3 separate regions of the Mus musculus genome follow, and regions 2 and 3 are each linked to region 1. Evidence: chromatin loops called from intact Hi-C (ENCODE). Cell type or tissue: left cerebral cortex. All regions are shown on one strand. Each heading gives the region's core, and the rest is flanking DNA. Links, peaks and the distances in the headings are about the cores only.

The links. Hi-C counts contacts between places; a loop is a spot of excess contacts. Peaks named below come from ENCODE experiments on the same cell type or tissue, not always from the same donor. Only the 100,000 strongest peaks of a DNase experiment are listed, where the experiment ranks them.
Region 2: a loop joins it to region 1, with 4 times the contacts of the local background. A loop is called at or near these places in 4 of 42 quality-filtered maps.
Region 3: a loop joins it to region 1, with 2.0 times the contacts of the local background. A loop is called at or near these places in 5 of 42 quality-filtered maps.

Annotation. Positions count from the first base shown.
Region 1 is chr15:92,156,918-92,167,933 of GRCm38, forward strand. All of the region lies in intron 1 of Cntn1 (contactin 1), which reads left to right. Gm36901 (a long non-coding RNA gene) reads right to left here. Exons shown (of 4, transcript XR_003951622.1): 4 at 10,401-11,016. Among named protein-coding and RNA genes, the nearest start is that of Gm36901, 39 kb to the right of the region's middle. In left cerebral cortex, for the core only: a CTCF peak has its summit at 5,064; DNase peaks (open chromatin) are centred at 4,368, 4,759, 4,974, 7,414 and 1 more place; H3K4me3 peaks cover 2,619 bases; H3K27ac peaks cover 1,722 bases.
Region 2 is chr15:91,964,888-91,975,903 of GRCm38, forward strand. No RefSeq gene overlaps it. Among named protein-coding and RNA genes, the nearest start is that of Cntn1, 81 kb to the right of the region's middle. In left cerebral cortex, for the core only: a CTCF peak has its summit at 4,685 (motif pointing right); DNase peaks (open chromatin) are centred at 4,397, 4,687 and 7,183.
Region 3 is chr15:92,221,385-92,232,400 of GRCm38, forward strand. Cntn1 (contactin 1) reads left to right here. Exons shown (of 24, transcript NM_001159648.1): 4 at 7,239-7,371; 5 at 10,717-10,889. Among named protein-coding and RNA genes, the nearest start is that of Gm36901, 26 kb to the left of the region's middle. In left cerebral cortex, for the core only: no CTCF peak of the experiment used is centred there; no DNase peak of the experiment used is centred there.

The sequences.
Region 1 (11,016 bases), core at 1,976-9,975:
CAGATGTGCCTCATGCCCACATCACCTGTGGCAGACTCTAAATAGAAATGAACTCAACATGCATGCCCATTGCATCTGGTTGTTGTAGTCTATACTCTTCTCTCCACAAAAATTTAATTGTGTTCTCTTTAAGCTTTAAATACCTGTTTCTCTGCACAATATCACCATATAACTAAATATAAAGGTCCTGTTTATCCAGGATTTTAACCTATGTGTTTTACAAAGAATATCTTTATAAATCAGATTTTCTATAGTTTTGTCTTATCTTAAGATTCATTCTTATACCATCATTATGTCCACAATGTCCCAAATTCTCATAGTGTCTATATGCCCACTGTCACACAGTCTCATGGCATCAATATGTCTATATTGTCTATCTCATATTCTCATACCAGTGATATTTTCATGCGGTCCTACATTTTCATAGGATTAATTTACACAAGGTCCCACATTCTAATATCATTGATATTTCCAATGTGTCCCATATTCTTATACCAGCAGTACATCCATGATGTCCCACTTACTTATAGCATCAATATATCCACGATGTCCTACTTCTAATAGCATGGATGTAACTATAAGTGTCCCATGTTCTCATACAATCAATATGCTCATGGTGTCTCATGATCTCCTACCATCGACACTTGGTTTTCTCGAGCTCACTATTGCATCCTGCTATCTTTCATGACCACATAATATTCCTCCCCTCTAGAAGTGCCTTTTTCTGAAAGAAAAGGTGTTACACGGAAACTGTGTTAAGTGGCATAAGGTAATGACAATATTTAAATTTCCTAGTGACTCTGTGAGATTAATAAAAATGTACAGATGAAGCAATGGAAGGTGTTTTCAGGACCATCAGTGCAATTTTTTGTGACTGTGCTCTGTGCTCTTACCTAATTCTCACCCAAATTTTGATAAACACACATTTGCTCTCACTGTGCATGACTGATGTTCAAGAAGGGTGAATGTCACTGCAGGGTCTTATTGTTAAGAGCCTGATACACGGTGCATCATTACAACCTGTGTTAATCTGTTACGCCAATCATTTTCTTTAAGTATCTCCCCCATAAAGGATTCATTTCTGAGTGTTCTCCTTAGGATAGGTAGCCATGCTAATATTTCCACCATAATGCCTGAAATATTGGAATACAGTTAAGAGGAATTTGCATGTGTCTAGCGTGTACTTAGCACATAGGCTAAGTTTCTGTGTTCTAGAATTTTCCTCAAATATTTATGTGCATCAGTTATTATATACAACTTTTTAAATCAAGATTTTACATGCTTTCTGAAATTATATATAGTATATATATTACTATATATATACTATGCAAACTCTGCTACATGAATGGTTGGCTTTCTAGCATGTAGAGAAAACTTTTCTGGCATGTAGATGTTGCACAAATACTTTTTAAAATAATCAGAGGGATGAGAGCAAGAGTGTTTCTGTGATATTGGTAAAACAAATAGAAGAACTGTTTTCAATTGCAAGATGCACAATATCCTCCATATAGTTCATGCTCCTTGTCTTAAAAACAATGAATTCTTCCTCCAATATATTATGATATTATTATTAATTATTTGACTATTTCTGGGTTATTCAAAAAACACCATACATTGTTTAAAATTATAGGAGTTAAGATCAGTTATACATCTTAATACATATCACAGATTTGACAATCTAACACGTGCCTTGGTTTATTCCTAATTTTTAAATTTATTTTGTTGTCCTTTGCAGAATTTATTTTACATTGTGCAGGTATAGTAAATTCAAAATGTGGGAAAGTCCTTTGATCTGCCAGGCGATCAAATTACCTGAAATGACCATGTCTCTTTTCCATCCTTCTGGAATGATTGGTTAAATGTCATCCCCTCCACCCTCCTCAAGGAATAGCCAGACTTCAGGAGAAGGGACACTGGGTCTTTATTACAGCCTCAAGCTTTGTTTTACCCTGGGGGTGTTGTAGTCCCCTCTCTGCACTCTCTTTCATTCAGGACTTATTGAAGCCTTCTGAATTCTTTGGGATTTACTGTTGTCATTGTTTGTCTTATATATCATTGTCCTATTTTTGATGGCTCCTAATTCTTTGTTCATTCTAGATCAAATATTTGACTCCCTGCCCATGTCTCTTGTGCAAGTATCCACCTGTGTGTGTGCGTGCGCGCGTGCGCATGTGTTTGTTCTCTCCATTTTCAGATAACTGCCATATGTAATTCATTTTAGATAGATGTCATGCATAATTTTTATGGAAAAAGACATGGGAATTCTTCCCACTCTATTTAGAAAGATGGACCAAACTAAAACTCTTAGACATACACTATTGAATCATGTCATTTATAGTTATTGAACATTACATCATGAATTTAAATTCTCTATATGATAGTACCCTCATATCCTCATACCCAGTACATTCCAAAACCATCTTTTTTCTTTTTATGTATCTATTTACTTTAACTTAAAGAACAATGGTTTATTTGTTTTATTTTATTGATATGGGTGTTCTGTGTGCGTGCATCCCTGTTTACTGTGTGTTTACATGATGCAGTCAGAGACCAGAAAGTGCGGGAGTTACCAATGGTTGCAAGCTGTAATGTGGGTTCTGTGATTTTAACCTAGGTTTTCCAGAAGAGCAGTCAGTGCTCTTAATTCATGAGCCATCTCTCCCTATTCCCAACTTTTGCTATTTTAAATGAGATGATCTTTTATGAGAAATTGTGTCTTTTAGTAGATCTCTAAATTAGATTATTTTTTTAAATCTGAGTCCCTTCAATCCTATATTTGGTGTCAAAGGTCATTAATTAGAGAAAGAAAAACATTATAAGAAAAGATCTACCATGTAATTTAATTAAATTTTGTTAGATTGGCAGTAACATATAAATATAAATAATATAACTATAAATATAAGAACTACCCTTGGCATAAGAAAATAGCATGAATATAGGCTTATTATTACCAAAGTAATTGGATGGTTAGTGTCTTACACTGCCATACAGCCTGTTCTAGAAGAGTCTCCATCAGTCAGGTGCAGATCTTCCTCATATTAACTTAGAAAAAAAGGACCAGTTTTCAACTTATCTCTCCACTGCACCTGTGTCTCCATCAATACCTGTACTGCCTCTAAAAGCTAGAATCTACTGTTGGTTGACAGATTGAAGACCACACAGTCATGCTTCTCTAAAAGGCAATTGCTCTGCACCATCTACAGTGCTGGGTAAGAAAATGGTTGTTCTCACATTGTAGTTTTTTAGCCCCAAGGCAAGAATGTTTCCCTCTGGATTTATGAGGGAATCAAGTGTGATAGCATAGGAATATCAATTGCAAGTGTGTTTGTGTGCACTCATGTGTGTGTGTTTAAAAAGGCTTTGGGAAGACATGACTTCATAGCTTTCAGCAGCTTCAGGAGCTTATGTTTGCACCTCCTGTGTAGAAACACCAGACAACTAGTTTTAGTCCAGAGGTCTTTGAGTAGTGGATGTTCACTAATTATAGATACACACATTTTCACAAGGACCTCCCACAGTAGTATTTCTGCAAATACTATGATGGCATTTTAAAGTGCTAGGACCTGTTTCTTTCTTTATAGTGAATCTAGGCATAATTAAATGTACATCTTGTTGAACAGCTGGGGTTTTTTTTCCAGCCAGTGTAAACAATGATATGTTCTTTGAAGCTTAAATGCTCAGAGGGGAAAAAAAAAACTCAGAACATTGACACACCCAGAATAAAAAGTAATTATGGTCTAGAATATTTAATAGAGATAATCACATGATCCGCTGTGATTTCGAATAGAAGGGACCCTTTCCACATCGCCGAAATGACAAGCTAACTATTTTAGAATAATTCTTCTAAGAACTGTGACTGAAGGAGGCAGGTAAAAACGCTTCTACTACTTGCTGCCGCGTGTGTGTCTTTTATGTAATTTTTGTCTTAATTTTCATTTGTTCTTGTTGATGTCTCTGCGGTGACAGAGAAGGAAACAGCTCTGTGCGTTATACCGGTAGTATGGAATACCTGGGTTGATCCTGCACTGAGTTTGCCCTTTCAAACGAACGAAAACAGCAGATTCTGTCGTTTCTGCCCCCAAAGAGTCCAGCTTCGACATTCTGCAGCTTGCAGATGTCATTTCGGCACTGAGAATATCTTCCCTGAGAGGCTGCAGCCGGGCTGGAGACTTCTGCCTATGATTTAGGTTGTAATTTTATTTGTGGAAATAAACCAATCAGGGCTCTGCGATTGTCTTAGGGATGAGGTGATCAATAGCCCATTACTGGGTAGAGCCCAGGCTACAGGAAGTGCATTGAAGACTCCAATGCATGAATTATGCATGCCCTGCTCATTCTTTAGTCCCTGAACAGAATGACAGGGTTTGTGAAGTCGCCTCAGATAGTTTCTTGCATGAAGCGACTGCAGTGAAATGCTTAATATTTTCAGGCACAGAAGCAGCATTGACTCCAGCCAGCCAGGTTCGGGAATGTAAATCCACAGCTCACAGCCCAGAATGCTTTATTTGAAAGTATCGCTATGTGGAGATCCAGCTTTGCAGTCTTATAACCTGTTCTTTGCAGAAGGTTGGCTGAAGGATGGGAGCGGCTATGCCTGCCTCTGAGGTCACAGCATGAGGTCCTTTTAACTTGCCTTCTGCTGCAGAAGAGAAGCCCATTGTGTCATAACTCTCCCTGAGTCTATTCAAAGGGGCAATTTGAAGCAGATATTATAGCAAGATCGGCAGATGATTCAACCCACACGGTGAGTCCACGATTTTTCTCTAGGTTAGGTAATTGCAAAGGAGAATGTGCCCAGTTGGGATAACGGTGACGCGGTGCCGATGGTATAGATTTCCTCGTCCAGCCTCACTTATTACTGTGTAAACCGAGAGATGACATTATTTCATATATCAGACGGTATGGGTGTGAAGTATTTATTTTTCATGCAATGGCTTTTCGAGAACGTGCAGGAACTTAGATGTGTGCGCCTTGCTTAGATGGGTGCTGGCCGAGTGGGGAGGGGCAGCCTGGGAGTGAGCTGAATCGGTAAGTGGAAGTCACCTCCTGCTGGAGAAGTTTTAGCAGGGCTGTGGCTGGGCTTGGGCTCAGCTCAGATTCTTACCTTGACGTCCTCATTTCAAATTGTTCTCAAAGGTGATCAGACCCGAAAATGCAGCAGTACTCGGTCATACCCAAAAAACTGCCTTGCTTTTTTTTAATTTAATTTTATTTTTTTATTTTTAGCAGATGTAAGTAAAGAGAACGATTTGCAACAACATGTCCTTGAGGGAAGACCTTGTCAGAAATGAGACAGTTTGACTTTTTAAAAATTCATTACTTTATTTATGTACAGCCCAAATGTTGCCCCTCCCTCCTGGTATCCCCTCCCAGAGTTCTCCACCCCATCCTAACCCCCCTTCCCTCCCCCTCCCCCCCTGCCTCCTGGCATCCTGACTTTTACCTATGTTCTTCCTTGGCTGCCAAGAACACCGTATTCCAAAATGACAAGAATTACAAAAGAATACTGTAAAATTTACTTGGAAATTAGAGTTATTTTTTTCCTGCTGTTTTTAAAAATTAAGCTTATGACAATTGTAGACTTAGCAAACTGAACACAGAGTACTCCGTGACCTTATCGGTAATAGGGTTTTGTGAATTAAAACTGTTTGCTCAACATGGCAGTTCCTAAGTGCAACTAAATGTCCAGCACACGAATCCCTAAGCTTCATTTTAGGGTATAAAACTAGATCAATAAGTATTCACTGAAAGGCTTAAACTATGAGATTCCTTAAGGATGCTTTTCCAAGTACATTTACATTATTAGTGAATATATATATGCAATATAATAATTCATAAGTTATAAGACCTATAATATGCATGAAGCATATTTGTTGAGACTAAATTTTAAAAATATGGTCACCATCTATCAGTCACCAAAGTCAAGAAAGCCAACCAGATTGTTTTCTGGTTCAATGGGCTTCATTTTCCTGAAAAACAAAGAAATCCGTAACAGTGAGAAGCCGCCAGGCTATCCACTTCCCAATCCTTTCCCAGAACACAGCCTTTCTGCCAGCATTCCTCCATCCCCTGGGCCTGTGTCAGCAGCCTGGTGTGGCACAGACGGCTTACACCTGCTGATGTGTTCAGTCTGTAGGACTAGTCTAGTCCAGTCACACTAGGGAAGTCACAGGTGGAGTTCTCTCTGAGGGAAGGGAAGTACCTGCCTATTGGAGTCTCCTGATGCTGAGCCACAGTATTCAGTTCTCAAATGCCTACTGCCCGAGGTGGTTCTTAGCATCCAAAGGAAAATGGAGAAGACAGGAGGGGGACAGAAACTTAGGGATGCTGTTGCCTAAGGATGAGTAGTAAATACTGAGTGGTGAGAGTGATAACAGTACTGTGTGTTGCATCTGGCTGAGGGATGGATGTAGTAGCCAGACACAAAATACAAACTATGAAATGGGAATCAATAGAACTGGGATTTTATATGCATCAAGCTTATTAAACACTAGTCTTTCAGGAATTCTGAATGTAGTTCATTAATGTAAAGTTTGGTGATACATTTAAAAATTTTTTGTTAATATTTTAGAGTGAGACATCAGGAGGCATGAACATCTCAAAATGATAGACTCATAAATTTTCCTATAGGGAGTATGTATGATATAGATATGAAATGGACCCACTTTGTAACAAATTGAAGTAGAGGAGTGTGCTTTCTCTTCTACTTCCCAACCAGACTCCACGCATATTGGACCAACAGTGATATATTCTTTTTTCATGTTATCTGTGGGAATAACAAGTTTTCTTCTCTCTCTCATTTCCCGATCTGTTCTTGTCAAGCCTATACAACTAAACCTTATTAGGACAAATGAAAAAAAGGTTAGAATCATGCAAAATAGCACACACATATAAAAATAATTCAGCTAAGACTGTGGGTGTTGTGAATCACTTGTGGGAGATTAAGAGACATGGCAATCAATATTTGAAGAGGGATGTTGCTCCAATTTTCACAAACATTAACACATACACAAATTGATTAAATAATAGCTTATTTGCACAGTAAGAAAGCACCCCTTAGGGAATCCCAGGGACTGTCCTGAGCTCCATCCTTGCAAAAGCCACAAAGCTTTCCCTGTATGAACCGTAACAAAGATTGGCAAGGAGAAACTTCGTCTCCTTTGTCTCCCATTGGAAAAATGTCCAAAGTAGTCCCTTCTGAAACATTTTCCCTGAATATACTATATGAAATACTTTTCATATATACTCTTTTTTTAAGAATTTACTTTTTACTACACCTTAATTATGTGTAACTGTGTGTATGATGTGCTTGTGTGTGTGTGTGTGTGTGTGTGTGTGTGTTCCCAGAAGGCAGAAGTAAGCATTGGCTGCTAGAGCTGGTAGTACTTATGGCTGAATGTGAGTCACCGGATTCCGTGCCAGCAACTGAACTTGGTTCCAGTGGAATAGATGCAAAGGATCTTAACTGTGATGCCATCTCTCCAGTCCCCAGAAATGCTCTTTGAAATTGACTGAGGTGTGTGGTGCTGTCTGCCATTAATCCCCACACAGAGGCACGTGGATCTCTGTGAGTTTCAGGCTACATAGAGAGATCCTATCTCACAAAAACAAAACAAAACAAAACAAACAAAAAACAGGCAAACAAAAAAAGAACTGACTGGAGGTTCAGTCTTATAAAAACAGCTTAGTGTCTCTTTCACCAACTGACCCTCTTTTTCACTCCATTTTATTGTAATTTCTCAACACATTTCCTCTCAAGGGCAACCTAGTGTGATAAGTGTATATTTAAGGATCTAATGTGGTTTCTGGCCCTGTATAAGCATGAGAAGATGGACTTGATGTTCAATGGGATCAAATAAACAAAAACTTGAGAGCGGAAGTACAATATACTGTCAGCCAAAAGTATTTGGCAAAAGTCATAGAAGAACTGAAGACACAAGTATTGCCAGTTTTAAAGTGGATCCTGGTAGTAGAATATTCATGAGAAGTATCATTGATTAGGTTCCAAGCATCTGTTCTGAAGTCAATCATGAAACAGAGGACAGAGATGGTAGAGTTGGGCAGAAAGGTGATGGGGAAGGCTACCAAACCTTCCCTGCCAGAGTAATGTGTACGGCTCAATGCTGAACATGCTTAGCATCACAGACATTGATAGTCTCACTGGAAACATTTGCAGCCAAGGAATCTTGTGATCCATATCACATAACTCTCAAATTTCCTTTCTATGGCCATCGGTCATTCATTCTCTATGTTCTGAATATTTGACCTTGCTAGGGAACGAATTGAACTCGTTTTTCAAGTGTACACCACCAACTCAGAACCCACACTATAACAGTCTTGTTATTCTGGCCCATACTTTGGACCACGAATCACTTTCCATCATTGAGAGTGGGTAAAGGAGAAGATGCCTACTCCCTGTGTCCCAGAGCCTGTGAAATCAAACCAGCCTACTTAATGATCTCTGTTTTTCCCTTGAAAGACACAGAGCCCCTCACTAGCTCTGCCTTCTGATCATCCTCTTTGCATCTGTGCAAATCCTCCTGGTGTGAGGATAATGAACTGTCTTTTCAATAACCAATGAGTATCATCTCATTTCTACATCTTCTATCATCTTCAAACCCAAATAGTAAAGTCTGTCAAAAGCAAATGTGAAAACTTCATCTTATAATACATCTTAACAATACAAATTAGCATAACTAGAGTAGTAAACACCCACTAATTTAAGTGTTTTATTTGCCAAAATGCCTTTTAAAGATAAATCCAGAGCGTGCCTCCTATAAACCTGACCTTAACTAGTGTCAGAGTCACAGTAGATAAAGGGTAAATAACTTTGAATTATGAATAGGCAACAATGTATAATGTTGCCTGAATGTTTTCCTATGACCTACTCAACCTCCAGTATGCTTCCAACTACTAAGTAAGGCAAGCCTCCAATTGCCAAGTAAGTATTTCAAGACAGAGGGAAGATTCATGCTTTATGCAATATAAGTTTCAAAATATTAAAACTAAAATTACCAGTGCTAGCATTGTTTACATAATGTCTCTGATATCTTATGGTAACTGTAGCACATATCCTAATTAAAACTTATTTCTGTAACACTAAGCTCACGGAACTGAACTGGACCGAACCAATGTGAGAATGTACTATTAAAGAAAAGGTTGTCTCTAATCATTGTATACAGAATTCTGGACAATGAACCTTGCATAATTAACAGATTGGAACACACAGAAAGTAAGGCTTCAAAGAATAGTATTAAAACATTAGGTTTTATGAAGTGGAGTCATTCTATTGTTCAAGACCCTGTCATTGAATAATGTTGGACATGGCTCAGAATTTTATGATGTAGAAGAATTCAAATGCCAAATGTGCATTTGATCTTTTAAGAGGGTGAATAGTAAGTTGTTATTGTGATTGCGCTGGCCCTTTAAGAAATGAGTGTTTGGTAAGTTTATGTGTAACACTTGCCATGATTTTGGTTATGAATAGGTCGCAAAGATGTTCCTCGTGCTGGCAGATGGAAGGGCAGCAAGATAGGTGGCTGGGAGGAAAGCCGGAGGCGGAGTTGTGCTAGAAAGAACATAGCAAATTCAACAGATGGAGGATGATAGATCAGTTGGCAAAAAGAGGTGCTACAGGAGAACAGGGGAAGCTAGTGAAGACATGGATGGATAGACAGCCAGGAGTGGGCTAAATGAACCAGTAATAAAAGAAATAGAGCAGTACAGGGGCCCCAAAGTTCAAGAACAAATAGATAAATATCAAAGACGACAACTACAAAATTCCTCTGTATCTGAGCTTGGGAAAATATCTTCCTTTAAAATGTCTTTTATTATAATCTTTCAAAAATGCTTTAAATGAACAAAGATCTCATATACGGAAAATCTTTATTGTAAAACTTAGAGATTCATACTATGGAGGAAATTTATTCTGTAAAAAAATGATCATGGATGTAAAGTTAATCTTATTCCTTAGTTTTGTGTTTTCTGCAAATTTGGATTTTTGACAGCTTTTATTATGTAAATATGTCAGGACCTGGCTGGAAAATAATGCTGAGGTATATGGTCCACAGGGATGAGAAGTTTGATTTCTTTCAAAAGAGTAGTATAAAAGAATGGAAAATGGAAATACAGCATTATCCTTACAAAATGTCCTGTTTTCTCTGCTTACCAGGAGTGACAATAGCTATGTGCTCATTAACCTTAAGTAAGTAAATATGTTGTTTGTCCTGTTTTTGCCTTCAGCCTCAACTTCCCATATAACCACCATTTTTCTTAGGAAATAGTCTTACATGAAAACCCTTAGACAGTTAAGTAACATAACCAAGTTCCCTTTGATTAATAACTGTTACTATAGATTAATATATAAATGACAGGCTCACTAATATATGCAGAAAGAGGGTTGGCTTAATATACCCATTATAACTGACCTTTAAATACCTGCATGGGTTGCAAAGCTACTCCCATTGCCCCCATATACATGAATGTAGCACGAGCACTTTTGATATATAAAAACTGGAGCCAATCTCTGAAGCAAAGGAACACTTTATGGAAAACTCCACAGGCACTATGGCAGACATGATGGTAGGCACTATGGCAGACATGATGGTAGGCACTATGGCAGACATGATGGTAGGCACTATGGCAGGCATTATTGAAGACAGACACTATGGTAGGTCCCCAGGGTAAATAAAGGCAGAGAAACAATCAGTTCACTCAGAGTCCTGGGAGAGAGTCATTGTTCTTCAGTGTCTCAGGTACAATTATGAAATGCAATGGTCTTGTCTATCTTTGTGAGTCCTTTACTTACGTGTGCCTGTGTGCTTGTGTGTGTGGATATGTGCGGGTGCATCCATGTGCATGTGTGTCCCTATGCATGTGTGTGTGCATGTGTGTCTGTGTGTGTGTGTGTGTCCGTGTGTGTGCCTGTGAGCACACATAGGTGTGTGAATGCAGGCACCCATGTGCAAATAGAAGTTAGAAGTTAATTCTTAGGAGTAGAATGTTCCTTTTACCATG
Region 2 (11,016 bases), core at 1,658-9,657, 190 kb before region 1:
TGCAGGTTAGGAACTCATCATTGCTGAGGGAATTAATTCTATCTCTAAAGATGCCTGATTACCAGAAAGCTCTGGAGGTATTTCTCTTGGAATTTAAGCACAGTGTATCACAAGCAGATACACTCTTTGCAGTGCCAAACTTGGGGTTTGTTATTTTCAATATAATTTATAATTATTTCAAGGCAAAATAGATCCTGGGGATGCTTTCCATTTGAGCAATATTTCCTTGTAACGTTTCTTACCAGTGTGCCTTCGACAGATAGATGCCTTTGCCGATTATGTCTGCTATTACCTCATTAATGAATATGAATGTGTGGCTCTCCCATTTCCTTTCATGGCGAGCACATCTGGTACTCATAAACACTGCTGGACCCATCCACAAAGAGGGGTAGTTCATGAAGCTTCTTGAATGCGCCCGGTGCTGGCGAGAGCAGCTTGGCTTGCTCTGAATGCTTCGCTTCACACCCTCCATACTGTGCGAGTGTGTGAAGCCACACACTTCTTTCTGACAGTCTGTGCTTCCTTGGTACCCAGGCTAACATCAAAGGTCGTCTTCTATCTTCTGGGTGCACCAGTTGCATCCCAGAGTATCTCCTAAGCCTGATGTTTTCGCGGTTCTGCAAATCAATAGGGCCATCTGCCCCGCTGGAAGTGGCTTTGCCATCTGGCTTGGAGAAATTGGGTCAGAGCTTACTGCTTCAAAGTAAACAGTTAGTAAATCTTCCCTCCGCGGAAGCACAATATACAATCATAAAGAGATCATCTTTGAAAGCTAGAATTACCCCTTTTTTGTATGACCCTCACCTAAGTTACCTATGTTTGCTGACCAGGAAAGCAATAGTCTTCTGTCATTATGGGAAACCTAAGTACGTGCCATGTGTTTTCTCTTCATTGTCTTTGGCACTCATAGGAACCACGTGTAAGGTTGTTTCCTGACTTAACTGTAGTAAGAACTGTTTAAGCTTATGCCCGACTAGCTTACAAATAAATGAGACTCAGACTACAGCTATTTTCTTTGGCTTTGACAACTCCTGGGGGTCACCCATAATCTACTCTTCTGACTGCAGGCTTGGCTACCTCCCCAGCGGTGTACCCCAGACATTTGCTCTTTCTCCTGGCCACATGTTGATGGCTCCTCTCTCCTCATGACAGCTTCCTCCTCCATGCCCGTTTTCCTCTTTATTCTGGGCTTCTCCTCCACCAGCAAGGTCACTCCTAATCCATCTACCTCCAATCCCTCCAGTAATTGGCTGTAGCCAATTTTTTTTAACCAAAAGTTTTAAATCAAGGAACAAGGTTTGCACAACAAAAGCTTGTAAACATGAAAAGTCATGAGTAACCCTAGACCTTTTGTCTATACATATAGCATTACAATACTTATTGCAATGTATAGCAATAGACCAAACTTCAACGCTTAACGCATATGTACCCATTCAGAGAACCTCACCATGAAGCCTGAGGATGTAATCCCAGCAGAAGCACATGCTGGGATCAACACTGCCTCACACACTAGGGCCTCATACCAGGCTCCCACGGTCCAAGTCCAGAACCTGGCTGGCTCTTTGTTGGCTTATGTGCCAATCACTGATGCTCTGGAAGGTGGTAGGTTTCTATTTTAATACTATTATCAGGGTTTTACTACAGTCAAATAACAAGCCAGCACAAATTTCAATACAGACAGTGTCTGCCCTCTAGCAGTTTCCAAAGGCAGATTTGAGGGCAATGAGAGACTCCTGTAAGATTTCTGTTGAGACACGTCTGCCATTCTGGCTTTCAGTTCGCTCTCCATTGCAAGGATTTGTTCACTTAACTGAAGAAGCCATTTTAAGACAACTTATCAGTATTCATAAGAGAAGGAGAACGTAAGTAGCCTGTCAGTGTGATTAAAGAGAAAATGTCTTCTAGTCAAAACTGCTAAATCATCTCACATAATTTTCAGTGAAAAAGAAGACTAAACCCATAAGCACCAGTGTCCCAGCTAGAGATCAAAGGGTGACACAAAGCAAAACCTCATATAATATTGAATAATATATATATATACATATATTATATATAACATATAATAACATATATGTGTGTTTGTATGTACTACCATATATATATATATATATATATATATACTCATAAACATACACATATACTTACACATCAGCACATATACACAGAAACATAAACAATTGTTTTGTGGTAAACTGTACATGATGTAAAAACTCACCAATCCATCCTTTATACTCTCCAGAATACAAACTTTCTTGTTATTCCTTTCATGGCATCCTGAGATGTAGAAATTTTATTTTCTTTCAGTATAACTTAGGTATTAATTTTACTATTTTTTAGCAAACATATATATGTACATATATACATATATATATATACACACATGTGCATATATGTTGTATACATACATTGGATATTTATTCCAACATAGTAAAGTGACATGAATTAAAATAAATCAAAATAAATAAAACTCATTAATAGTATGAAGTTATTTTCCATTTTACTAGCAAACATCTTTTTAAAAAAAAATCTTGAGATAGTGACAGACTATGCAGCCTGGGATAGCCTTTGATCTGCCTGCCTATGCTTCATTGTTGCTGGGATTAGAGGCCTGTACCCAACCACCGTTTTGTGAACAGACTTCAAACAATTGAACATAGTTGATTTTTAATGAATATTCTTCCTGACATCCTTTTCTCTACAATGGACAAGTTTCCTTTTGGTTTCTGGGTCTGTATGTTCTTTGGTGTGTGTGTGTGTGTGTGTGTGTGTGTGTGTGTGTGTGTGTGTGTGTGTGTATGTGTGTGTGTGTGTAGACACAGCAGAGAAGCTATGAATCTTTGCAGTTCCAAGAGGAAGGTGATGGGGAAGATGAAAAGCCCTGTCTTCTGAGGAAGGGGCCAAGAGAACAGGAAAGTTCAGCAAGTCATTAGGCACACAGCTTCATCAAATGGAGGGATTTTTTAGAGAAGAATAGGAGAGTATTTTCAGAGAGTCATAGCAAGTGTGCTTAGGATTTGGGCTGATATCCATGGAAGAGAAAGGAAGAGAGGATAGGAAAAGTTATGGTTATTGAGTAAGAACAGCAGTGGAGCTCTGTAGCAGTTGCATGGACGGAGGGGCTGCTTGGGGAATAGGTACATTATCTCATAACAGAACGAGAGAATTATTCTCTCCATCACATTAGGGGATGCCCTCCATGAGCCTCTCTTCTGATGGGTGGTCTCCCAGTCAGGTGATTGTCTGGGTCCTCTATGGTCACTCTTGGGCAGGGGTTTTCAACGTGCAGGTCGTGACCCCCAAAGACCATTGGAAACATGTATAATTACATTATAATTCATCACAGCAGCAAAATTGCAGTTATAAAGTAGCAACAAAAATAATTTTATGGGGGGGGGGTCACCACAACATGAGTAACTGTATCAACTGTATCAACTGGTCACAGCATCAGGAAACTTGAGGACCCCTGCAGGGAAGGGTGATGAACATGAGAAACTATGTCAGATGGTCACAGCATCAGGAAGGTTGAGAACCACTGTAAGAAAAGAGTGATGTAATGGTTTTGGAGCCTGGAATGTCAGGTACCCAGTCAGGGCAGAGGCGGAGCTCAGATTTCTTCTTTTGACAAGAAAGAAATACCTTTCTTCCAAATGAATCCCTTTCTAAAACAGGAGTTTGAGTCCACAACCGATCCAACCTATATCTGTCATCAGTGGCCTCGAAGCCTGCCAATGTCTGTCCAGCTACGTTTTCTGAGATCGCAGTGGCTCATAAAATCTATTTCTTTGTGGTCTTGTTTTAATGCCTTGTTTGCTACCAGGAAGTAAACTTAATATGTAAATTGCCTGGTATTCTTTTGCCCAAATCGTGACGATGTTTATTCATTGTACTTACAACAAATTCTAATCTCCCTTTGAGAGGCCCCAGGAACCAATACTACCTAGGTCTAGCTTCATCTTCCACTGCCTTGCCTTAGAAACCTCAATCCACTAAAGTAGAAACTATAGTGTACATCGAGTGGTCCAGGCTTAGCCATCTTACTGCCTTTACACTTCTCTCAAATACGGTCATGCTAAATCCTGTGTGACTGGCACATCTTCTTCCCTTAGATCTCAAGTGCATGTCCTCAGGAGGCCACCCTCACCTCATCCTTTGATGTCCTCTCACTGGCATGCCGCTCACACCTGCTTCCTGAATGTCAATTATAATTTACAACACTCAGAGGATCTCGTATGTATATTTCTGTCCTCACTGGGATGTGCGTCCCAAGTCTGTTTGGTGCTTTTTGTCCCATTCACTTCTTAAACGAGTGTGTAGACTAGTGGTTCAAAGGCCATATTTGTTTGTACAAGGGAGCGGTTCGAGAAAACGGACTAAGAAGTCCTAGTGATCGGGACGGTTTCCGAAGAAACAGTCCTGAGTTCTGTTCAGGAACACGAGTTTCTTCTCAATTCCACGTCTTAGACTCCGTTATCTACCATAATGGATTAATCCTGTTGTCTTCCCATCTCTTAGCTGCTAAAGAAGTAGCGAAAAGCGTTGGACATCTCAAACGCTGTAGTGGCCCCAGTCAGGTGGGAGGCGCACCCTTCTCTGGAAATTGTTTCATTGTAGTTTCTGGAGGCTTAAAAGCCTCAGGGAGATCTAAAATTAGGCTCGGAAGAGGGTCCAGTGGCAAAACGGACTGCCACCAGGTGGCAGCAAAGAGTCACCTCCTCTCGCAACACTTACATGGCTCTTAGTTTTGTCCTCATTTAAATTATCAGACTATGACCAGTTTCCCGACAGACTAAAGTATCCATCAATCCATCAGCTTATTTCCGGTTGGTGTTTATTTTTACTTATTTACTTGTTTATTTGGGGGTGGTGTGTGTGTGTGTGTGTTTGTGCGCACGCACGTTTATGTTGCATACCTTTTTATATGGGGGCTTATACATTCATTTATAAATAAGCAGAAGCCAGAGGAGGGTGCCTGGTGTTTTTTCCAGTATTACTCTTTGTCTTGTTCATTTGAGACAGGGTCTCTTCCTGAGTCTGAAGCTCACAGTTTAAGCTAGGCTGTCTGCCAATGAGCTGTCATCTGCCTGTCTCCTCCCTCTTATCCTAGGGTTTCAGGTATTTGCATCGGTGTCTATTTTGTTTTGTTTTGTTTTGTTTTGTTTTGTTTTGTTTTGTTTTGTTTTGTTTTGTTTTGTTTTTTAACATGGATGCTGGAGATTTGAACTCAGAGCTTCATGTGTGAACACCAAGTGCTGTTACTCACTGAGCTAGCTCCCAACCTCCACCGCCAGTTTACAGATTCAATGTGAAAATTCCCCTGGGTAATAAGCTGTCTAGAAAAAAGAAAAAATAATTCAAATTCACAGATTTATGTCATTAAAAAGAATAGGTTTCCTTTCCAAGAAAATACTCAATTTCAACCTAAGTGTTTTAATATAAATAGCATATGATAAAATTTATATTTGAAAGTTAATTAATTCACTTGTTACCAATGGAGGTCAAAAGTTAAAACGAAACCAACCAACCAACCAAACAAACAAACAAAAAACCAAAAGCATTCGTGGCTGTCTCGGGTGCTCCTGATGGAGATTCGGTCACATCTGTGGTGATTTTCTTAGTCTTTGAGACCATTACCTTCTGTCAGAACTCAGCACTTAGATTGCAAAAAGCCTTTAATAATCTGCCTTTTTACCTGACAGGATTTCACTTATTTTTCACAACTCATTTCAAATAAAGCATCTCCAGGATGCTTTTCTGCCCTTCACTGTCCCTTAGGCTAGGGTAAAGATTGTTTTTGTTTCTATAAGAATTTAAAAATATTATTTTTTGTGTGTGGGAAAGAGAGAGAGAGAGAGAGAGAGAGAGAGAGAGAGAGAGAGAGAGAGAGAGAGAGAGAAAGAGAGAGAGAGAGAGAGGGCATGTTTGTGACATCTGAGATAGGTGTGTATGTGTGTGAGTGTGTATTATGACATATGTGAAAGAATGAGTGTGTATATGAGTATGAGTATGTGTGATGTGTGACTGAGTGTATGAGTGTTTTGTGATATGTGAACATGTGTAACGGTATGTATGTGATGGTATGTGTGTGATATGTGAGAGTGTGTGTATGTGTGATATGAGAAAGCTATGTGTATGCCTGTAACAGGCATAAGAATATGTGTGTGTGTGTGACAGCATGTGTTTGTGTGATGTGTGCATGTGTGTGTGTGTGTTTGATGTAAGTGCTATTTGAGTGTGTGCCTGGGTTATGTGTGTGCACAGTGTGTGAGAGCATACATGTGTGTGATGTACGCATGTGGGTATGTGCACAGGCAGTTAGATGACCTTCAGGAGTCAGTGCTCTCCTTCCCACTTAGGATCCAGGGACAGAACTTAGGTTATTAGGTATGCAAGGAACATTCTTTACCTTCCGAGCTATCCTGCTAGCCCTGCAATACTTATTTATAGCTTCTTACCCGCTTGCCCACCCAGGGCTTTACTAACCAAGCATGTACTCTGCTCTGTGCCAAGCAAACAAAAACATGTATGCCTGATGCCTTTGTCAGCTATGGGATGATGAAACATCAAATAGAAGGCTCACGGTATGATGAGCATTATGAAGAATTAGAGAGACTGTGTCTGTGTCATGGGCAAAGACTGGTGGATCCTGAGCTCACTAGCCAGCCAGCCTAAATGGAGAGCGTCTGGCTCACTGGGAGACCCTGTTCAACAACAACAACAACAAAAGACAAAAAACAATGGAGAAGAAGCCCCACCCTCCAACATTCTAATTAGGGTTACACACAAGTAAGAGATCCCAGAGAGGGGAGAGAAAGGGAGGAAGAGAGAGAGAGAAAGAGAGAGAGAGAGAGAGAGAGAGAGAGAGAGAGAGAGAACGCAGCAAGAAGGAAAGACAGAAAACAGATAAAACACTAGCAATTTGCCTTTATTTGGGAAGTAACCCACAGAGGGGTCCGTTTAAGAATCTGAGTCTTCCTTCACTTACCAGCGAGGGTAGGTATGGGATAGGAGTGTGGGGGAGGTTGGGAAGTTTCCTATTTTCACCAGCAGTTGCACATTGCTAAGGTTAGCCAAGGGGTAATGAGACAGAGAATGTCCCCATGAGGAGAAGCATGCCCTTTGCTTGTTCTTGACCACTGGGCAGGATAGGGAGGGCTACAGTTGCTTTCATTCTGGAAACCGGAGCTATAGTCATTGTCACAATCCAGCCAAAATGGAAGCGCTCTCCAAAAGGCACGGCTTGCTAACAGAAGATCCTCTGTGCTGGCGGGAGGAATCTCCTGCTGCTCAGCTGCTGAAGCAGAGTGGAGGGGTAGGAGAGGCAGAGGAGGCAGAGGTAGTCCACTAACTCTCTACCAGCCAGCGCTGTAAAGCTGAACTTTACCCAACAGTAGGCAGGAGATTTAGGGAGTAATAAGATAAATAACATGAAATTTTGGTCTGCCAATTTAAAAGATTGAGGAACACAAGGAGAGTAGGAAGAGGGTTGAGAGATTACTGAAGTTGCTGAGGCAGGAGGATTTGGTGGACTGGACCAGGGCTGTCACCGTGGGCACACAGAGAGGAGGGGGTGACTGCAGTGTGAAGAAGCTTGGCTGGCAGGGCTTGGTGATGGGTGGAAAGGAGGAGAACTCAAGGACTCCACGCTAGCCTGAGCAACCAACCTTCCATCCAGGGATAGCCAATGCTCTTTTTTTAGGGAGTGGTTAGATTTTATGTTTCCTGTTGAATGTTTGGAATCACATTGCCACTGTGTTGCAGCATGACCCAGCAGCAAATAGCATGCACATGAGGGCGTTACAGATTTTAAATCTCAAAGTTTAAAATGTTTGTAGGGTTCCAAATAAATAATAACTAAATAAATTTTTACTATGCTAACCGAGAGAAAATTTAGATGAGGGCGCAGACAATAACTTTCATCCTGCCCCTATCGTTTTGTCCATGTTGCTTTCTAGAGGAAGCCTTTGCCCATTTCTTCCCCTGTGCCCAGTGAGGCCCAGGTTCTTGTATTTAACATATATGAGGCCTTAAAAGGTTGAAATAGACTCTCCAAGTGCAGATATTCTAATTGAGCGACTTAATAACGGACTCTCTTGGTGTTAATCAACTTTCAGGCTTGTGGGCTATTTTTAGTCCAGGTTGCCCTTGCACCTTTGGGTCTGGATCTAATTCTCCTGGCATCAGAGAGTATCTCAGTGCGCTGCTGTCTTTGAAATCAATCAGTTCTTTCAGGTGAGAAAGTGACACAGCAGCCATGCAGAGAAGTAGGTCACTGGGAACACTCTCCTCACAGAATATGGGAGTTCTTCACTTCCAGGTGCAGGGGCGGGAGATGACATCAGATTACAGGGCACAAAGGGAGCCATTAGAGACCACTCTCCACTCCCCACCCCGAAAATTGTCAGGAATGTCATTCCTTGCTGGCTGCATTGTTTTGTCTGGGGAATTGTAATTTCATCCCAAATTAAACCAAGTAAAATTTGCTATTAAAAAGAATTCCTTGGTCTTAAAAAATAATGAACAGTATTTAATGTGATATGATATCGTACCTGACTTCACACAGATTTCTGAAAGGACACAGAAGAGATGAGTGTACTGTCTGCTGCTTGCCAATCATCTACAGCAAGGCATACTACACAGTTCCACTCATTTATGTCTGATGAGATGAAAACAGCGATTTGTGTCCCCCTCCCCCTGCCTTTTTAAGGAAAGGGACTAGACCTGCAATGTAGAAGCAGCTTTCAACGCTGTCCACAGTCCCTCCATTGTCCACTTCCTTATTAGAAATTTAGCTGCTTACCACGTAGCAAAGTGGAAACCACACGTTGTTAGGCTCACTTTTATTAATTTACATTAGCATGCATTAATAGAACAAGGTAGCATGCTTGCTTCATTTGACAGTTTTCTAGATATGCTGGGTTCTTTGGCCATATTAATCACCCCATTTCTCTAGGATATCACTCCTCCCCCTCACAGTCCTTCCTTTCCCTAAATATACTTCTTCTTTATATTTCCTTTTTAAAATCTAGACTTGCTCTGAAATGAAAGCCTGAGAACTCTGTCTATCTGAGTCTGTTTTATTTTATTCACGAGATCACTTCCGTTTCTACAGATTCCCCTGGGCACAATTTTAAACTTTGTTGATCATTGTGGCTGAAAATCTCTCTCTCTCTCCATCCCTCCCTCCATCCCTCCATTCCCTTCCTCCCACTCACTTTCCATATCCATCAATTCTATGACTTGCTATTGTGACTAGCATGGAACAAAACAAACATGGATGGAGACATACCTGGTGTCTTAGTTAGGGTTTCCATTGCTGTGATCAAACAATATGACCACATGTAATGTGAAGACAAAAGGAAACAAAGTTATATTCTTCCATAACATGGACTACCATTGAGGGAAGTTAGGGCAGGAACCCAAACAGGAGCCTGGAGGGAGGAGCTGAAGCAGGCCATGAAGGAACACTACTAACTAGTTTCTTGTGGCTCACTCAACTTGCTTTCATGTAACATCCAATCCTGCCAGCCTAAGCATGGTGCTACACACTGTGACCTTATCCCTCCCACATCAATCATTAATCAAAAAAAAAAAAAAAAATGCTGCTCCTATGCCTGCCAACAGGCTTGCCCTCCTGCCAATCTGATTGGGCCATTCGCTCATTAAGGTTTTGTCTTTCCAAATGACTCCGAATGGCTTGGGTCAAGTTGATGCAAAGCTAACTAGCCCATCTGATGGCTTTGATTCTCTCGTGTTTACTCTCGGGTGTTGTATAGCTGGGTCCATGGCAGTTTCTGTACGTACAGGAACTTTCATGCCCATGCCCATATGTCCCCATTAATTAACACTAATTCATGTCCCCATTAGCTGAGCTCTTTTCCCACCTTCTCTCCAGGATCTGTTGCTGTTTCTTCCTTTCCTTTCTCAGTCACTCTGATTGGAGATTTTGAGGTGGTCAGAAGTTTAAATTTTCAACATTTCAACCTATGCGCCATTCAGATAAAAAGGACCATGGGGAGTTGAGGCATACAAGAGCCCCCAGAGAACACAGGCAAAATATCGTGTGTTGTACTTTGCCAATTCTTAGTGCTCAGAAGCTAGAATAATTTGCATGAGGACATTTATCCCTCATTAAAAGAGGCAATATAAGAATATCTGAGTGCTGGCACTGTATTTAGGGATATTTTCCCTTATTTTCAATAGAAATGCAATTTCCTATCCATTTATTCAGCTCTCTATTGAGACAAACAAGAAATCAAAGAGCCTTTTAATTGCCTCAGAAAATGAGAGCTCTACAAGTCCAAGGGGGAAAATACTCTAAATGAAGTTTTAGAAAAAATTACTAAAAATGGGCTCAAGTCACAATAAGGAAAAATTATTTTGCCTTGCTAGAGTCAATACAAATTGGATAAAAATAAAAACAATGACTATCCTGGGCAGTTTGAAGGAAGAAAATGTAATTTGAAACCAGAAAGTAAGATACGAGTCAAATTTTGATTATCTTCAGCGTATAAACCTTCTCCTTCTGTGATAGTAGAGATCTAGAGCAGGATATCCTTTACAGCGGTGGTGGTAGGGGAGCTTAGGATAGACTCCTGTGAACAAATCTGCTCACCGATGGATGCCTGCAAAAGGCATTCTGCCCGTCCCCCATCCCTAGGTCAAAATTGGGGTTTGACTTAAATATTAGTCAGCTTTAATCTCCCCTGCTACCAGGAAGGCTCTTTAAGAGCCAGACAGAGAGAAGTTTTCTGACCTACCTTGTCTGCTAGTAGATTATAACATCATCTCTCCTGGTGAGCCCTGTCTATGGCTGCTGTACAGAGGCCAAGAAGAAGCTGGACAAACCCTGATGAATAATTCCAATCTGCCAAGTCTGGCATGGCCATATAAGGGATAGGATGACATGGTTCCTGCCCCTGGAACAGAGCCAGCAGGATGTGGGGCTCTATGAGGGTCGTGTCTATGGTGGCTGTAGGCAAAGGATTGGCTGTATAATAGTATACATATTTTCATCAT
Region 3 (11,016 bases), core at 2,056-10,055, 65 kb after region 1:
CAATATGCAAAAGTCAACTTGGGGTTTTTACTGCAAGACCCTCACAGAAAACACAGTGAGTGGAGCTGGCATTGTGACTGATAGGCCATGTGCCCAGTGACTAGTAACTGCAAACCAACTAAAACCACTGCAGAATGACACAATACAAAGTCAGGAAGAACTGCTGGCATCCCGTGTGACAAACTCCAGGGCAAATCCAAATGATGCCATTTGGACTGGGAAAGAATTTCTACTTGTAGGTTTAAAGAACAATCTTAGCCCAAATCCTGTCAAAGCCATTTCCCTCCTACGTTGTGAGCTGGCAATCACTACATGTAAGTTTTATAAAAAGCAGTGACTAGACTTCAAGAACCTTATCATAAGTAGGGAATATGAAAAAAAAACAGTTCTTGAAGAAAAAAATGGAATTTGCATTAGAGGAATGATATATGTTTCAAGGTGTGTTTAATGATGGATGTTGTACGTACACAAGGAACCCTGAAGTAGTTTAACAAGTAGAAATTGTACAAATTCTAAATAAACAGGGTGACTGATAACAGTTTAAAAGAGCGAAAGAAAGAAAGAGAGAGAGAAAGAAAGAAAGAAAGAAAGAAAGAAAGAAAGAAAGAAAGAAAGGAAGGAAGGAAGAAAGGAAGGAAGAAAGAAACAAAGAAAGAAACGAAAGAAGGATGGAAGAAAGAAAGAGAGAAAGAAAGAAAGAAAGACTTGCAATTTCTATAGAATATTCACAGGAATTTCATCAGAAAGTATTTTATTGTCAAATAAACCATAAACTACTGGAAACCCTGCTGCTGAGTTAAGTGTAATGGTTTATTTTTAATTGCAGTCAAGGTTTATAGTACTAAAATAAGTAAGTGCAGGCATTTCTTTGCACTGACATCATAAAACATCTCTAGCTGAGTCACTAAGAACATACATTTATCTTTTTCACATCCCTAGAAAATAGAACCTAGACTCAAGGTGTTAGCATAACCACAGTCCCTTAGAACCTGCAGAATCCTTGCCTCCTCCAGCTGCCGTTGGCCCCATATGGCCCTGTGATTGTAAAGGCATAACTCCAGTGCCTGCCTTCGGCTGTTCCTGGCTTCTCCCCGTGGCTCCTCACATGACCTTGCCTCTGCGCATACCAAAGTCCCCCCTTTTGCAAGGTGAATTTCTGAGGAAAGACATAATACATACATATGTTCATCTACCTGATGACCAATATGGACACTTCCTTTATGTTAACTTTGTGACCCTTCACTTCAGGTGGAATACTAAGATTGCCCAGCAAACACAACATTTCTTTACATGGCCATTTCCCCCCTCAGTCATGTCATAGGGCTCTCTCTCTTCACACCTCTAAAATACTTGTGCATTCTGACATCAACATGTTGGGTTTGGCTGGAATTATGTAGGGAGATTAGAAATGACGAGAAGGCAATTCCATAGGCTGCCCCTATATTCTTTGACCACTGCTCATATCTGCAACAGTGCTGTGCTGCCATTTCTAGGGCTCACCACACCCTGTTGTGCTCTTATGCAGTAGTTCTATCTCATATGGTCCATCTAACCTGTTGCCACAGAAAATGTCCACTTTCTCTTTCCCTATTGTCAACTTCTCCCTCTTTATGGCTATCTCTATCAACACATATACATTCCATATACTGGGAGAATCGTGACACATGGCTTTTATCCCAGCACTTGGAAGGAGAAGAGGCAGATGGATATCCAAGACAAGTCTGGTCTACATAGAGAGTTCCAGAACACCCATGCTTACATAGAAAGACCCTGTCTTAACAAACCAATAAATAATAATAATAATAATAATAATAATAATAATAATAATACATGTTATTTTCAAACTCTATACTAGTCCATCTTCTTCACACCAATGTAACAAAAAAGTTCTTTCCTATGCTTGTTCTTTTCAATCCGTTGATATATCTTCTTTGAATATAGCAAGTTTCAACAACTGCCTCTTTGCTACCTGTGATGTAATGCAGTAAGCCACTTCAAGCTTTCCCTGAAGTGCACAGCTGGCTATCACCCATGAACAGACAGTATTCTAAGTGAAGACGGGACATTTCTCTCCCTCTCTTTCTCCCTCTCCCTCTTCTCCTTTTTCTCCCCCCCCCCATCTTCTATCTCTGTTTACAAAAAGAAATCTTTCCCAGACTCCTCTGAAAGAAATGTCATGGCCCTACGTTGTCTAGGTTCTCTCCAGCTACAACAGACTTTACGTTTAAGGTACAGTCAGATATGAAGGATCCTGGAAATATTTGTAGCCATGTCTAAGAGTTGAAGAAATGGTTCAAGGTCCAAGGGGTCTATAAATTCATGATGGACTCTACCTGTGATGAATAGCCAAGCAAAATTTAGTCTATATAACGTAATCTGCTAATCCAATCTTCTCCATCCTTTTAAAAAATTGGACTTAAGGAAGAACTCACAGTATTGCATAGTTAGGAATGTTAAATTGGTACAATGTTACTTCTTACCCATCACCCTAAGTGATGGAGGTGCCAGAGTATTTAAAACCCAAGTCCTAAACATCCTGATTCTCTCAGTGAAGAAAGAACCAATAATGTCAAGAAGTTTGTGCTAAACAATATAGCTTTTGCTGCATGTGGATAGTTGATTGACTTTCAAGGGAGCTTGAACCACTCTCAGCTCCATAATAAGAAATACTGTAAATATGATGAGGATTCTAACAATAGGCTTTTCAATTTTTGGTACCATTTCTTTCTTTCCTAATAGATTTTTCTGAGACTCATTGGAAAACACACTTATGCAAAAATTCTATTTAATAGCAGATTCAGATGACATATTTCAGAATGAAAATATAGTCTATTTCAAGACAGTTATAAAAATGACTAAAAATAACTCTCAAGCACAGACTGCAGTCTTACTTTCAATTTTTGGAAATAATACCAAATAGCAAGATTACAGAGGACCATCTCCACATGGGAAAAATGTGAGGACCCAATTTTATATTATGCCATGGACTGACTTTGTACTCTATGAACATGAAAAGCCCACTCACAGAGAAGCAATCGCATTTGATTGTCCTTCATCTGCAAGTGTTACTTCAAATAAGCATGTGTGATCTTTTACTTTCTTAACAACATTTTAAACCATATTTGATAAAGTAATCACTCCTGTGGTAGAGTTATGATAGTTACTAAAAAATTATTTTTTATTAAAATGAGTTTATATGTAAAAAAAACACGGGTCAAAATAAAACATGTTAATTAAATGTTCATGTAACCTAAGATGTTCCCCCTCCCCTGACTCTCTCTCAACTCTATAAAACTTCCAGAACATCTAAAACTCTTACCTGCATCTTCCTACAGCTAGACTATCAAGAGACAGAGACACCCTTTCCTGAAGCTGGGTATAGATTTGCTTTAATGGGTCCTGTCCTGAGTCTGATGCTATGCTATCTATTCCTGGAAGATGTTTCTCTTGATCTGAGTCGGGCACACACCTGTGAGTTAGTGGACCGTGAAGTGACCACATTGGTGATGGGTTGTGTTGCTGCTGAGTATAACAATTGTAGGCAGTAACTGCTGTTCTTCAGGGCCAATTTCAGTTCCCGAATAAAATGTTCAGAATCATTCTTAAGCCCTAGAGGGGATTCGTTGTCTTACTCAAGGTAGAAAATTCTAGAAATATAAGCACCATATGTTCATTAAATAGTATTGATCTATCCTGGAAATGAGAAAACTAAAATATTTTAAATGTAATTTTTCCTTATGAAGATTAATTTAACTTCATTATTTTATTCCACTAAGGTTTAATAGTCAGTTCCTGTAGAAGTTAGAAGCTACTGGAGGATTGGAAAATGAACACACATGCTTTGTGCAAATTATTGCCATTAAGAAGAAATAAATTCCTCTGTTTGACCTATACAAATTTAACCACAAATTTAATATTTATATAAACTCTTTGCAGAATTGCCTTTCAATTATATATAGTACATTATATATTTTCATATATATATATACATATATATATATACACACATACATACATACATACATATATACATACATATATTGCTAGTACGACAGAAAAGGTAGGGGTCTACCACTGTTAGTGGGTAATTTATTTTCAGACAGGATCTCATAGGTTGATGTTAGTGAAGATAAAATCCATTATGCCTCTTGAGTTAAATCATCTATTTGAAAGCAATCTCAGAGCCCCCATTGGACATCTCTTGCTAACAAATGAAGCTTCTGGGAAAGGGTTATACCAGATCCAACTTGTTGGCCCTGCAGTAGCATGGGGTCCCCCAAAGAACCCAGGTTATTGCCAAGGCTATTGTTTCTTCTTCACAACCTGACTGTTAGGCCTGATTCCTGAAGACAGCACCTACACAACCCACTGAACACAGAGAAGTCAAGCTGGTGCCTCTCTAAAGCATTTTCACCTACAGACTAGTGTTCATGGTGCTCAAAAGTACTCAGCATGCTTCCAATGGAAATACTTCAACACAAAGCCAGCTACAAACCCTTCAATCTACAATGGCAACCTGCCTTCAAAAGAGACTTGTTCAATGGTGGAACAAAGCTTATGGGAATACCAACCAATATCTGATTGGATTCAAGGTCACTCCGTGAAATGAACATATCAACCCTGCTTGGGTGGCCAAGAAAAAACCTGAAGCTAGATCAGCCAGAGGCCTACAAGAAAACCAACTCCTTCTGTTCTACAAAAGGAACATAGCAATAAAATTGCTCCTAACAACATTCTGCCATATTAATAGGTCAGTGCCTTGCTCTGCCACCATCAGAGAAACTTCCTCCTGCAGCAGATGGGAACAAATACACTCACAGACAATATGTAGAGAGTGACACCTTGCTACACTCAGTCATAAATGGGATGTCTCCATCAAAACCCTTTCCTTGGAGGCTCAAGGAACTCTGCAGAAGAGGAACTAGAAAGAGGTGTAAGAGCCAGTGGGGATGGAAGACACCAAAGAAACAAGGTTTTCAAAGCACAGTGTGATTGACAAATATATGAACTCTCAAAGAGTGACGCCTCATGCACGTGACCTGCACAAATAAATTACTCTTTAAAAAAAAGTGGATATTTTATTTATTTACATTTCAACTGTTATCCCCTTTCCGAGTTTTCCCTCTGGAAACCCCCTATCCTGTCTCCCCTGCTTCTATGAGGGTGCTTTCCCACCCAACCACCCACTCCCATCTGACTGCCCTGGCATTCCCCTACACTGGGGCATTGAGCCTTCACAGGACCAAGGGCCTCTCCTCCCATGGATGCCACACAAGTCAATCCTTTGCTACATATGTGGCTGGAGCCATGGGTCCCCCCATGTGTACTCTTTGGTTGGTGGTTTAATCCCTGGGAGCTTTGGGGTGGGGGTCTGGTTGGTTGATACTGTTGTTCTTCCTATGGGATTGCAAATCACTCTTAAGGCAGATCTCATGCCCAGCAGTAGATCGTCAACACCAAATAAATTCAGTGGTATCTTTGGAGGTTCTTTGATCTATAACACTGAGTCAGGTCATTCTTTTCCCTCCATTTATTTATTTTATCTATTATCATTAAATGATGTATTATTTAATTGTTTTTACTTTAGGGTCCTTTGCATATATTTATAGCTTCTAGTTCTCTGTGTTTGGGAATTCCTTGTGTGTGAACGCATGCACCTTTGGATTTAGATGTGTTTCTTGTGCTCTTTCTTAGGCTCCTTTTCTTCTCTTTGTTTTTCTTTGTACTCTGCTGATTTATTTTTTCTTAGTGTGTTTTATTTTATTTTATCATTATTTCTTAGATACGTGTTTGTTTTCTAAGGAAAGACAGAAAGGCTGTGGATCTGGATGGGGAGGAACTAAAAGGAAGGGGTAGAGTTGTAATCAAATTATATTTCATGAAAAATATATTTTAAATAAAGGGGAATAACTAAGCTGGAAGATTCTGGCATGATGGCACATGCTACAATCCCAACACCTGAGGCAGTAGAGTCAGGAAGATGTGGGGTATGATGTCAGCTTGGGCTATCTGAGACCATCTTAAATAAATGAAACCAAAAACAAAGACAAAACAGTCATGACACAAGCTGGAGGAGTGAGCCACAGTTTGCATCTATCTGAACCATCTCAGCGACATCAGGAAAGAATTTCCCTCCTTTTTAGGCACATGGCTCACTGCTAATTCATTTGGAACACTAGGCTCTTAGCTGTGGTATGCAGATGCTGCTGAGCCAGTGATATGTGAGTGACTCCCACCTCTTACAACCTTCCGTATGGTGCCATTTGTTCTTCCTTCCAGACAGGATGGACTCACAGAAAATTGCTTCCCAAACTGGGTAGCACAAACCAATTGTGATGGGTTCAAGCCAGTTCACAACTCCCATATTCTCAATTTGTGTATATGTTGTTCCAAATGATGCTGGGTGTGCATCCTGGTCATGTGTGCAAGAAGAAAAAACTTAAAAAGAGGATAATCTCCCCAGAGCAGTCAGAAATTCATTTATTGCTTCATTCTGACCTTCTAGACTCTTAAGCAACTTCACATTCTAGCCCACTAATCAGCTGACTAGCTGGGTATAGTGATTAAAGAAGTCACCTGTCTCTATGTCCTTTCTGTGTGGTGAGACAGAAGGTTGCCTCAAAAATCAAAGCAGGTATTTTAAGTCTCAAAGCCCAAGTGGGAAGCCATTGGGCCACAAGAGGGAATGGTTTAAAACAGGAGCATCGGAGAAAGCCTTCTGAAGGAATTACCACCATGGCTGGGTCACAAATCTACAAACTTAATAGGAAAAGCAGGATGATGGTCTCAGAAAGTAGAAACGCTCAGGCAAACTCATGGAGGTATGTGCATGTGTGTGTGTGTGTGTGTGTGTGTGTGTGTGTGTGTGTGTGTGTATGCGTGTATGTGTGTGTGTATATGTGTGTGTATGTGTGTGTGCGTATATATGTTTGTGTGTGTGTGTGTATATATGTGTGTGTGTATGCTTGTATGTGTGTGTATGTGTGTATATGTGTGTATGTGTGTGTATGTGTGTGTGTGTGTGTATATATGTGTGTGCGTGTATGTGTGTGTGTATATATGTGTGTGTGTGTGTGTGTGTGTGTGTGTGTGTATGAAGGGAGATGTAAATAACTGGCTAATGGTACCTTTAGAAACCATGAGAAACAAGAGAAAAAGAGGCACTTTTGATGCAACCAAATTTCCTTTGAGTTACAAGGGTGTACACTATAAAATTGTCTTGTTTTTTGTTGTTTCAGTGTCTGAGGAGGACAAAGGATTTGGGCCCATTTTTGAAGAGCAGCCAATCAATACCATTTACCCAGAAGAGTCACTGGAAGGAAAAGTGTCACTCAACTGCCGGGCACGCGCCAGCCCATTTCCAGTTTACAAGTAATGCTCTCCACCCACAGCTTGTTTTAGAATGGAGGGGTAGGGCAGGAGAGTACAGGTGGCATCCGTGACCTCAAATCTATAAAGAAACTTAAGACAAGTCTATAGGGTCCGTGAACAGCAATCCAAATACTGACGTATACACTATTGAAAACACTATATGATATTTATCTAAAATTTTCTTAAATATATGTAAGAATTTACTTATTCGGTGACAATACTTGTAGATTTGATATCATCTAACGGAACTGAAGCTTCAGAACAAACAAATATTGCATAAAAGCATTAAGTATATACGTTTGAAGATGAAATAATTTTATGTGCACTATCCTTGATAACTCAAATCATTGGGTGACCAGTAATATTTCTATAGGAACTACATTCAGAGTTCTTCGCATAGACAGTTCCAGAATGTGTTACCCTTTCTCAGTGATCACAAATCTCTATTTCTGACAATGCAGAAAGTTTCCTGCGTTGCTAGGATTGAACCTAGGTGCTCATGCATGTGAGGCAAACACTCTACCACTGAGCTGTATTTCCAGCATGTACAAAAAATAACTGTGTCTTAAGTATATCTCCCTTCTGAGCTGCATCAGTGTCTCTTTTGATTGATGTTCCTGAGTGACTTCTTTGTGCGATCATAAAAACTTTCTTATGGTTAAAAATGGGTTTCTGTGCTACAGAGAGTTTATACAATTGTATAAACTTATGAATGTAATCTTATTCAAAGACTGAAAGTTAACCAAATGCCAGTGAATTTGAATTTCTTTTGTGAAGTGTTTCCTGGGGGGGGGGGGGAAACCCACAAAGTGATTTATGGGAAATTGGGACTGCAGTGGACAATTATCACCTGATTGAATTGAAGTCTATGAATTAATTAATTTTCGATAGTAGGCATCCTTCCTACTATAAAATGGCTTTCTATTATTATACAAAATTATTATAGGGAAAAAAATCTCTTTCTCACCACTTAATTCTAATTGTGTTCATTTTTTCCTGCCTCTGGCTATCATTATAAAATTACTCTTACAGTAAGATATGAATTTAGGCATAAAAATCACCATCCTGGCATTATTTTTATGGCTTCAATTTTGTGCATGGGTGGACAACATAAATTACAAAGAACACAATTGTTCTAACAGTTATTTGGTTGCTAAAATTACTTCAATGACCTCTGTACAGGGTCTTGGGCATGGGCTGGCATAGGTGATAGTCTGTGGAGGAAATGTATCTACAGAAATTTTACAAGACAGGATGCTAAATACTAAATTAGATACATTGGCTTGACCATGTAAGTTAAATACAGATGCCTGACCAAAGCACAGGTGCGATGATATCTAAAGATAGTGTGTAAATCTCAAGCCTATTTCAGCGATGAGGATTCTGAGATACTGGCCTCGCCAGCAGCCTCCAGCCTGGCTTGGAAGCAACCATTCAGCAGGTGCTGTGTGTGCTCAGTGTTTCTAGGAACATGGCATGGGCAGGGGTATGGACCTTCTCCGCACAGAGGCTGTATGAATGCAAAATATGCCCCCCCTCCACCCAACAGGTTTTAGCCAAACTAAAGCCCAGCTTGATCTGGCTTGACTGTCCGTATATTAATATAGGGAGCTGGGGGCGCCAAGTAGACGTTTAATCCTGAAAGAGGCAGCTGCATCAGACTGCAATATAAAAGCATAAAGGGGAAGAGAAGATGAGAGACTTGTTTGGGTAGAAAGGATGATTTTCAAATGTTGTGAATGACAGAAGAAACCATACTGTCCACAGTAATCACTCACTGTGTCCTTCGCACAGTAGTTTTATATCTGGAGCGTGTTCTGTGGTGATGGATTATTCATGGTGGCCTTCTGAAAGGTGAGAGGTACAACAAGGAATTTTCTTTGCCCCTCATCAGCCTTGACACACTTTTTCCCACTCTCCGCCCCCAAGAAGCGAGCGCTGCAATAAAAGCTTATCTGAAGGCCCAGTGGTCTCAACACACATTTCTGAAAATAGACCATGAATTTATCCAAACACAGCAAGGCATAAAATTATGATTCCCTAAACAACCCCAGCCACAGGAAGTCAAAGTAATTAACACAACTTGGACCCAATAAAGCAGGGGAGAATCGCGACCATTGAAGTTGCCTGACCAGGAAACCTGTGGGATGATCACCCCAAACCACTTCCACATGCCCAGGGCAAGACTGGCCCTGCTGAAATCAAAGCAGGTGATTTGGAGTGATTGCAGCAAGCAAGAACGGAACGAACGCTGTGTGTTCTTGCTTTTGAAATGAGCTCTTAGCCCATAAGGATTATAACAGGGAAATGTCCTAGGGACCTGACTTACAAACACACTCTGAAGTCATGCAGTTTTTTCATTACTTTCACTTGTATCAGGAATGTATTTGGCATCTGGAAACTAGCCACAGCTGCCCCCCTGATCTTCAAGGTCAGGACTTTTATCTGATGTTTTTCCTGGGACATTGCTTAAACAGATAGACCCTGGCACGGCACAGCATAATTGTAAAAAAAATTTTTTTACTATAATCATAAGTGAAACGTCTTTTTACATGCATTCTTCTCTCCAACTCACTCAGAAAAGGCAGAATTCCACTTTAAATAATGTCTCCTTCCTAGAGTAGTGTTGTTAGCCACGATATTTTTCATTGACACTGTTACACATACAAATATACAGTGGATGAAAATGCTTTCAACAAAAGTTGCCCCTCAATAATATGAAAAGGCACCACTAAATAATATCTTGAGGATGAAGAAAATTTGAATTTACCACTTCATTTGTGGTTTGGATTAAGACCCAGTAGAGCAATTTTAAACTGCGTGATCTCCCTCTAGTGGTCAACGCGTGTTAATGGCTGACCACACAGCCCGTCTCCTTTAGTTTTATTGAAAAATCGCTGTGCTACTTAGCCAGATACTCATACTTCTTATTTTAATTTTGCTCGAGATATGTCTTAATATTTTATGCAAGGTATCTAGGTGCCTGTGAAACTACCTAGCAGAATATGGCTATCAAGTATGCTCATGTCTAAATAATGAACTTCATCTCTGGAATACATGAAGTCAATCTTAGGAATAGAATTCAATAACCCATTTTCCTTTAGGATACTTCTTCATTTAAGATGTGGGAAAGTGTTGGGAGTTTGCACATTTTGCCACCTTAGCTAAATCATTATTCATGTTTCAAAATACTCGGGATCCTCGATCATTTAGAAACCCCGTCGATTCGTGTACATGATCATCTCCCTTCACAGAGAACCGTACTTGAATTACTTCAGAGTAAAGTTAGCCCGACAGTTCCCAGACTTACGAGTTTCAGTGTAACACTAACGTCTTTTTCTCTAGATGGAGAATGAATAACGGGGACGTGGACCTGACAAACGATCGGTACAGTATGGTCGGAGGAAACCTTGTTATCAACAACCCGGACAAACAGAAAGACGCTGGGGTGTACTACTGCCTGGCATCCAACAACTACGGAATGGTCAGGAGCACGGAGGCAACTCTGAGCTTCGGGTGTAAGTAATCATAAGCTTTTTAGAGGGTGGATTTATTCGAAGTGAAGTTACATGTGTTTTAATTATTGATCCAAGTCTATGTAAATATCATGTGAGGGTGTCGACTGTGGGATGGTTAACTACCTCA